Regions from separate parts of the Homo sapiens genome. Here all the other regions are linked to region 2. Evidence: chromatin loops called from intact Hi-C (ENCODE). Cell type or tissue: Caco-2. All regions are shown on one strand.

Evidence for each region. A loop is a pair of places that touch in the nucleus more often than their neighbours do. Peaks named below come from ENCODE experiments on the same cell type or tissue, not always from the same donor. Only the 100,000 strongest peaks of a DNase experiment are listed, where the experiment ranks them.
Region 1: it touches region 2 in a loop (6-fold over the local background); 2 of 110 quality-filtered maps call a loop at or near these places.
Region 3: it touches region 2 in a loop (2.6-fold over the local background); 3 of 110 quality-filtered maps call a loop at or near these places.

Annotation. Positions count from the first base shown.
Region 1 is chr12:7,831,243-7,833,742 of GRCh38, reverse strand. It overlaps SLC2A14 (solute carrier family 2 member 14), which reads left to right. Exons shown (of 11, transcript NM_001286234.2): 3 at 929-1,021; 4 at 1,979-2,139. Among named protein-coding and RNA genes, the nearest start is that of SLC2A14, 40 kb to the left of the region's middle. RefSeq lists an enhancer at 1-54. In Caco-2, a CTCF peak has its summit at 1,455 (motif pointing left); a DNase peak (open chromatin) is centred at 1,442.
Region 2 is chr12:7,915,734-7,918,233 of GRCh38, reverse strand. No RefSeq gene overlaps it. Among named protein-coding and RNA genes, the nearest start is that of SLC2A3, 19 kb to the left of the region's middle. In Caco-2, no CTCF peak of the experiment used is centred here; DNase peaks (open chromatin) are centred at 313, 643, 1,023, 1,923 and 1 weaker place.
Region 3 is chr12:7,994,381-7,996,880 of GRCh38, reverse strand. It overlaps the pseudogene RPS20P28. Among named protein-coding and RNA genes, the nearest start is that of FOXJ2, 37 kb to the left of the region's middle. RefSeq lists an enhancer at 1,221-2,142. In Caco-2, a CTCF peak has its summit at 1,438 (motif pointing right); DNase peaks (open chromatin) are centred at 1,470 and 1,800.

The DNA of each region.
Region 1 (2,500 bases), 84 kb after region 2:
TGGCACGGTCTCGGCTCACTGCAACCTCCGCCTCTCAGGGTCAAGCGATCCTCCTGCTTCAGCCCCTCCTAGTAGCTGGGATTACAGGCACACCCCACCATGCCCTGCTAATTTTTGTATTTTTAGTAGAGATGGGGTTTCACCATGTTGGCCAGGCTGGTCTCGAACTCCTGATCTCAGGTGATCCACCTGCCTTGGCCCACCTGCCTTGGCCTCCCAAAGTGCTGGGATGACAGGCATGAGCCACCGTGCCCGGCCAGAAATGTCTTATTTGTTAGGTTTGTAGTGAGCCGAGTGTTCTTTCTTCCCCCACCCGGGGGTTAGGTTAGGGATAGCAGAACAGTATTTAATAAACCAGAAGACTGAAATGGGGCCAGGATGCAGTGAGTAGATCCAGTAGGTTACATGGTCCTGAGAGATAAGAGACTCAAAGAGCCACCCAGCAGTGAAGACACAAACTACTACCACCTCCCCCTACCACCACCACTGGGCTTCCGTGGAGTCTGGGGTACAGATCAGACTGCACTGTATTTGTTTCCAAAATGATCAATTCTTAGTAATCCTACCCAAGGCTGTGTTGTCCTCTTTCCTCCCAGTTCGTGAGTGGAATTCTATGCCTACCTTCACCTGATGCAGGTTTTTAAATATTTCCAAACTGACCAACCCAGTTTCTCTTAACTTCTTCCTTCTCCAATTTTCTTTTCCACTTTTACCAAGTTAACTTCACATTCTTATCTCCAGATAAGTTCTTTAGTATAATCTATTACTTTGTCTTCCCGATTAATTACCTAAATCTCGTTTGATGTTTGTCCTTTTCATACCACTCATAGGTCAGATTCTCCTAATACAGCTCCATAATTAATAAGAAACAGTCATCAATTACAAGTTTTAAGGACTATTCTCTCCTCCCTGTCCTCTGTCTCTCCAGGTCACCCCAGCTCTGATCTTTGCCATCACAGTTGCTACAATCGGCTCTTTCCAGTTTGGCTACAACACTGGGGTCATCAATGCTCCTGAGACGGTGAGTGCCAGGCCACAAGAATTAGAATCTGGAATAGGGAAATTATTCCTTTAAGTAGGGTTTCAAGAATTCAGAATTTAAGGCCAGGCATGGTGGCACCTGCCTGGAGTCCCAGCTACTCCGGAGGCTGAGGCTTAAAGATCACTTGAGCCCAGGAGTTAAACACCATCCTGAGCAACACAGTTAGTGAGGGTCCCTCCCCCAACTAGGGGAATTAAACTTTGTATCTATCCTGTCCAAGACTGAAGATGGAGACAATATTGGTGGGGAAAATTAGTGGGGTCATTTAATCAAAGGAAAAAGGTCATTTACTCCTTATACCCTGGGCAGTGCTGTTCTTCCTCCCACTCTTTCACCCTATAGTAATACACTTCCTGTATTATCCCTTAGGGGTTAGTTACCAAGCTGGCCAGGTTCGCTTAGCAGAGGGCTGGGGTGAACATCAGTGCTGCCACCTACTGGGATATTCAGGACAAATGAAAAATTACTATTCCAGGGAGAGTTAACATTAATTCCAATATGTTATCTGCCTCTTCAATTCCCGTCTATTTATTCCCTTGATTCTCTAGGGAGGAAATGATCCCTAATATTTGTTTTGTTTGTTTGTTTGTTTTGAGATGTAGTCTCGCTCTGTCACCCAGGCCGGAGTGCAATGGCGCTATCTCGGCTCATCGCAAACTCCGCCCCACGGGTTCAAGCGATTCTCCTACCTCAGCCTCCCGAGTAGCTGGGATTACAGGCATGCGCCACCACAACTGGCTAATTTTGTATTTTTAGTAGAGACGGGGTTTCACCATGTTGGTCAGGTTGGTCTGCAACTCCTGACCTCAGGTGATCCACCCGCCTCGGCCTTCCAAAGTGCTGGGATTACAGGCGTGAGCCACTGCACCCAGCATATTTGTATCTTTTGTTCTCATCCAACTGTAATAGTCTGTCCTCCCACCTTTTATTTTGCAGATCATAAAGGAATTTATCAATAAAACTTTGACGGACAAGGCAAATGCCCCTCCCTCTGAGGTGCTGCTCACGAATCTCTGGTCCTTGTCTGTGGCCATATTTTCCGTCGGGGGTATGATCGGCTCCTTTTCCGTCGGACTCTTTGTTAACCGCTTTGGCAGGTATTGACTAGAAACTGGGCAAGGAAGTGGGCTCTACCAGATGCATTGGGGACAAGTGTGGAGAGTTAGGGCAGGGAGGTGATGATGCCTTTGAATAAGAACACCTTGAATTCTAATCAAGGGAAACTAGCCCAACTGGCCCCGAATATGACTGCCCTTGCTTGGAGCTCTACTACCCTGGAGAGCTCCCACCCAGCTGTGCAAGAGATGAACTGTGTGAGTGATTGGCCTTTGCAGTCCAGTTAGGGATAGTTCAGAATTATTCCCTAGTAAGCTCAACTATGGGGTTTCCAGGAACATACTTAATTTACAAGGTCCAAAGTTGATTACTTTTCTCAAAAAAAAAAAAAACAAAACTGGG
Region 2 (2,500 bases):
CCTTCACCATGACTGACAAATCTAGTGACCTTAGGTCCCAGTTTAAATTGCCTTGATTCATTTTCACAACTGCCCTATCTGCCTAAAAGCCTTGCCTCTCCAATTTCACATCTTGTTATATGCATTTTTTTTTTTTTTGAGACAGAGCTTCATTCTTGTTATCCAGGATGGAGTGCAATGGTGTGGTCTCGGCTCACTGCATCCTCAGCCTCCCGGGTTCAAGCGATTTTCTTGACTTAGTCTCCCAAGTAGCTGAGACTACAGGCATAGGCCACCACACCCAGCTAATTTTTGTGTAGAGATCGGGTTTGGCCATGTTGACTAGGCTGGTCTTGAACTGGACTCACGTGATCTGCCAGCCTCAGCCTCCCAACGTTCTGGGATTACAGGCGTGAGCCACCACACCCGGCCCTAAGTGATGTTTATTTAAAGTGTCAGTCTGGGTCCTATCAGAAGACAAAAATGACACTTTTTTTTTTTTGGAAATAATATAAAGAATATCAAGCTATAGGCCGTGCGCGGTGGCTCACACGTGTAATCCCAGCACTTTGGGAGGCTGAGGTGGGTGGATCACCTGAGGTCAGGAGTTCGAGACCAGTCTGGCCATCATGCTGAAACCCCGTCTCTCCTAAAAATACAAAGAAAAATTAGCCGGGCTTGGTGGCAGGCGCCTGTAATCCCAGCTGAGGCAGGAGAATCGCTTGACCCAGGGAGGCAGAGGTTGCCGTGAGCCAAGATCGTACCATTGCACTCCAGCCTGGGCAATAAGAACAAAACTCCTTTAAAAAAAAAAAGGTATAAGACAAAATGCAGTTTCCTAGAGCTGAGGGAGATTATCCAAGAAATGACAAACTTGGAAGGAAGGCCACTGCCATCTCCTCAAAACTGACGTGCACACCTTATTGGAGAATGTAGAGTTTCAGTCTACTGGAGAGCAGAGAAGTCTGGTAGTTTGCCTGGGTCAGTGCTGGTGTGCAGTCCCTGGGCAAGCAGGGAACACACAGCTGGTGACCAGACATGCAGATGTGCAGATGGAGTCGAGGCACCAGAGGGGTGGGAGGCTTAGAGTGTGGCATCCCTGTGGAAAGTGACCACCAGGCCAGGGTGTGGCTGGGGCAGGTCACCATCAAATTTTCTCTCATCTATACTGCTAACCTATGGTGCAGGCACTGGAACCAGCAAGAGAATCCCCCTTCATCCTGCAGTATCCTTCCAGCACCATCTACTAAGAAAGCATTGTTCTTAGTACTCTAAAAAGGAAATGCTTAAAGGAATTCCAACCTTTTAAAAGCAGGTATTGGCCAGGCGCAGTGGCTCAAGCCTGTAATCTCAGCACTTTGGGAGGCCAAGGCGGGCGGATCACAAGGTCAGGAGATCGAGACCATCCTGGCTAACATGGTGAAACCCCGTCTCTACTAAAAATACAAGAAATTAGCAGGGCGTGGTGGCGGGCGCCTGTAGTCCCAGCTGGTCTGGAGGCTGAAGCAGGAGAATGGCGTGAACCCGGGAGGCGGAGCTTGCAGTGAGCCGAGATCGAGATCGTGCCACTGCACTCCAGCCTGGGCGACAGAGCGAGACTCCGTCTCAAAAAAAAAAAAAAAAAAAAAAGCAGGTATTGAGGGATGAATTCGGAGCTGACAGACAATAAATTTATAACTAGCACAATAAGTGTTAGATGGCTGGGTAGATAATAGTGGGTATTGGTTGAGGGGATTTCCCCCTTCCACACCTCCCAAAGCCACCTGGGCTTTTAGAGAAATTTCAAGTCCCCCACCCCGCCACCCTCCTTTTTTTTGGAATCAAGTGTTTGTTGCAGAAACTTGGCCAAGGTTCCAAGTGGCCCCAGATGGTTGAGGTTGGGCTAGGGGTCGCCTGCTCAGGGCTGGGCAAGTGAGACAAGGAAAAGGTGGAGGGAGCGCCTCTGGGCCTGGAGCTTCAGAGCTGCGAGGTTATGTTTCAGCCAAACTGCAGGTGAGGCTTATGAGGCCCGCTTGGGCTCCGCGCTGTGGGCCTTCATCACGCCGTCCTCTCTCATCATGAGCTGTAGATACCCAAAGAATGGCACCGATGAATCATCTAGTAACAAATCTGTCTTTTTGATCGGGGGCCTTCGCTGCACTGGCGTGGCTGAAACTGCGGTTCTCACCAACGTCCACCCTCTTCCTCCAGTTCGCCGCCCTGCCCCCAGCGAGCACTGAGCCCGCCAGCCCGACTTGGCGCTGCGGCCGCGACCACCCACCTCCCAATAGCCCGGCGGCCGCATGAGGCTGGGACTGGCGCACGGAGGCGGTGGGGCGGCGGGGGGGGGGAAGGGGGAGGGGAAGGGGGGTGCTGAAGCGGGGGGGGCGAGAAACTGGAGACCCTGCAAAAAGGCTGGGCCTGGGCTGCTCTGGTTACCCCGCGAGTCCTCTTCACTGCGCAGGCGTGGGCAGCTGCAGAACCCTGTCATTCTATCTTAGTTTGCTCATCATCACTAATATTCTTTGCTATGACCCAGGAT
Region 3 (2,500 bases), 79 kb before region 2:
AACTCAAACAGTTCTTTTCAAATGTAGCACACCTTGAGATAGAGTCTCGCTCTGTCGCCCAGGCTGGAGTCCAGTGGCGTGATCTCGACACACTGCAACCTCCGCCTCCTGTGTTCAAGCAATTTTCATGCCATTTTTTTTTTCTTTTTTTAGTAGAGGCGAGGTTTTACCATGTTGACGAGGATAGTCTTGATCTCCTGGCCTCAAGCGATCTGCCTGCCTTGGCCTCCCAAAGTGCTGGGACTTCATGTGTGAGCCACCGCACCTGGCCAAAAGTTGCGTTCTTACCAGAGAATGTGACGGGGGAAGGGAGTGCCCAGGAGTTGCTCATTTATGCAAGGAAGCGTTTAGGGTGATGAATCAAAGAATTTAAGTCGGGTGATGTGGAAAGTAAAAATAGAAGAGTGATGGGCAGTGAAAAGTTGAGAGGGTTAATAGTGTAGAGATCCTGCTTCTATCAAGAAATGGTTAGAGAGGAAGTGATGGTCAGTGTGAGATGCAAAATAATACAGGTTTTACAAGCAGCCTTTTTTTTTTTTTTTTTTTTTGAGACGAACTCTTGCTCTGTTGCCCAGGCTGGAGTGCACTGGTGTGATCTCAGCTCACTGCAACCTCCACCTCCCAGGTTCAAGCAATTCTATGCCTCAGCCTCCTGAGTAGCTGGGATTACAGGCACCTGCCACCACACCCGGCTAATTTTTGTATTTTTAGTGGAGATGGGGTTTCACCATCCCGGCCAGGCTGGTCTTGAACTCCTGACCTCGTGATCCACCCACCTCAGCCTCCCAAAGTGCTGGGATTACAGGTGTGAGCCACCGCACCCAGCCGAGCCCATTTATTATAAATAACCAGGGCTAGGGTATTAACCATGGGAATAAATGACTGAGGTGGACTGGAAAACAAGATGATTGGAAATGAGTGGACAAGAAACTGACGGCCAGCCTATTCGATGAATTGTCTCCATGCATCATGGAATAGCCAGGACTGATGACAGTAGGAATGGTGTAAACTAAGAGAATGAATCAGGCTTCTAAATTTTCAGAGAATGTGGGGGAAGTGACCCAGGAGATCAGCAGATTATTACAATATCCTGATGGCATGCACTGAAAAGGAGCTGAGTTTTTAGGGGATGAGCAACAGTTTGAAGTAGGCAAAGAGCAGCATCGTAAGAGTTACAAGCGAAATGCTGAACCTACCCTGTAGTACTTTCAGAGAAGTGAGATCCGCTAACTTGAAGGATCAGGAAGGGGATCATGGTAAAAGTGGCATTTATATGGACTTTGAAAGATGAAAAGAATTTTGTGAGAAATAGATTTGGAAAGATAATTCCAGGCAGAGAGATGCTACTACCAAAGAAGGAAGTGACACTGTTCTGCCCACGCCTGGTGCTTTTGCAAATCCGCCTCCAGAGCCCGTTGCTATGGTGCTAGTAACATCCTTGGTATTACCAGAGCTGGTTAGCAGTTGGCCACCAGGTGGCAGTGTATATCTTTGCGCCATCCCTCCCAGTACTGGCCTTGGAGAAAAACTGGAAGTGAGAATTAGCATAGGTGCAGCTGAGGTGAGATCAGTGGCTTGTGGATTGTGTATTTAGTTAGGCCTGAAGAAGCAAAGCCCTCAGAGAAGAGGATAAATTTGGGAACATTTAGGGAGAAGATCAGGGAGAAGATAAAAGGAAAGGAAATTGCGAGAGTATAATGAGGCCTGAAAAGTAGCAGAGGGCTCTAGGAGGGACAGCCATGTCCTCTTGGCCATTCCTTGAGGAACTAGTTGGAATAGGCACGCCGCCCTAGACTTTACAAAACTCCGGAAATACACTCTTGGAACCAGAGGTGACAATTCACTGAATGAGGATTACCCCAACCAGCCACAGCGGGAAATCCTTGGAGAAGGTGTGCGCTGATTGGATCAGAGACCCGAAGGGAAAGAATCCCAGCTTGAAGAACCAGTTTGAATGTCAAGACTCCAAGAATCACTGCAAGAAAAACAGCCTTGTGGTGAAGATTCTAGGATTTAGGATCATTTCCAGATGAGAATCCACAAATGACTCACACAGTCTTTCTGAGGTTGTTAAACAGATTGCTTCCATCAGTATTGAGTCAGGAATTGAGACTGCTCACCACTGCACTTACTTGTCAACTATTTTCATAAATATTAGTTGTTTAAAGAAAGCAGCAGCCAAAAAGAAGAACCAGAGAGGGGAGATGTGCAGATTGGCAGTGCAAGGTGAGGAATAGGCACTAGAGCAACATTGAAAGAGAGTTTGGAGCAATGGCCTTCTTCTTCTTCTTTTGGTTTGTTTACTCAGGTAATAATTAAAAAAAAAAAAAAACTATGTATTTCCTCTACACTGTTTGTTTTTTTTGGGGTGGTGGGACGAAATCTCGCTCTGTCGCCCAAGCTGGAGTGCACTGGCGCGATCGCAGCTCACTGCAACCTCTGCCTTCCGAGTTCAAGCGATTCCTTCCACATGTTTTTAAGTGACATCTAAGAAAATTTT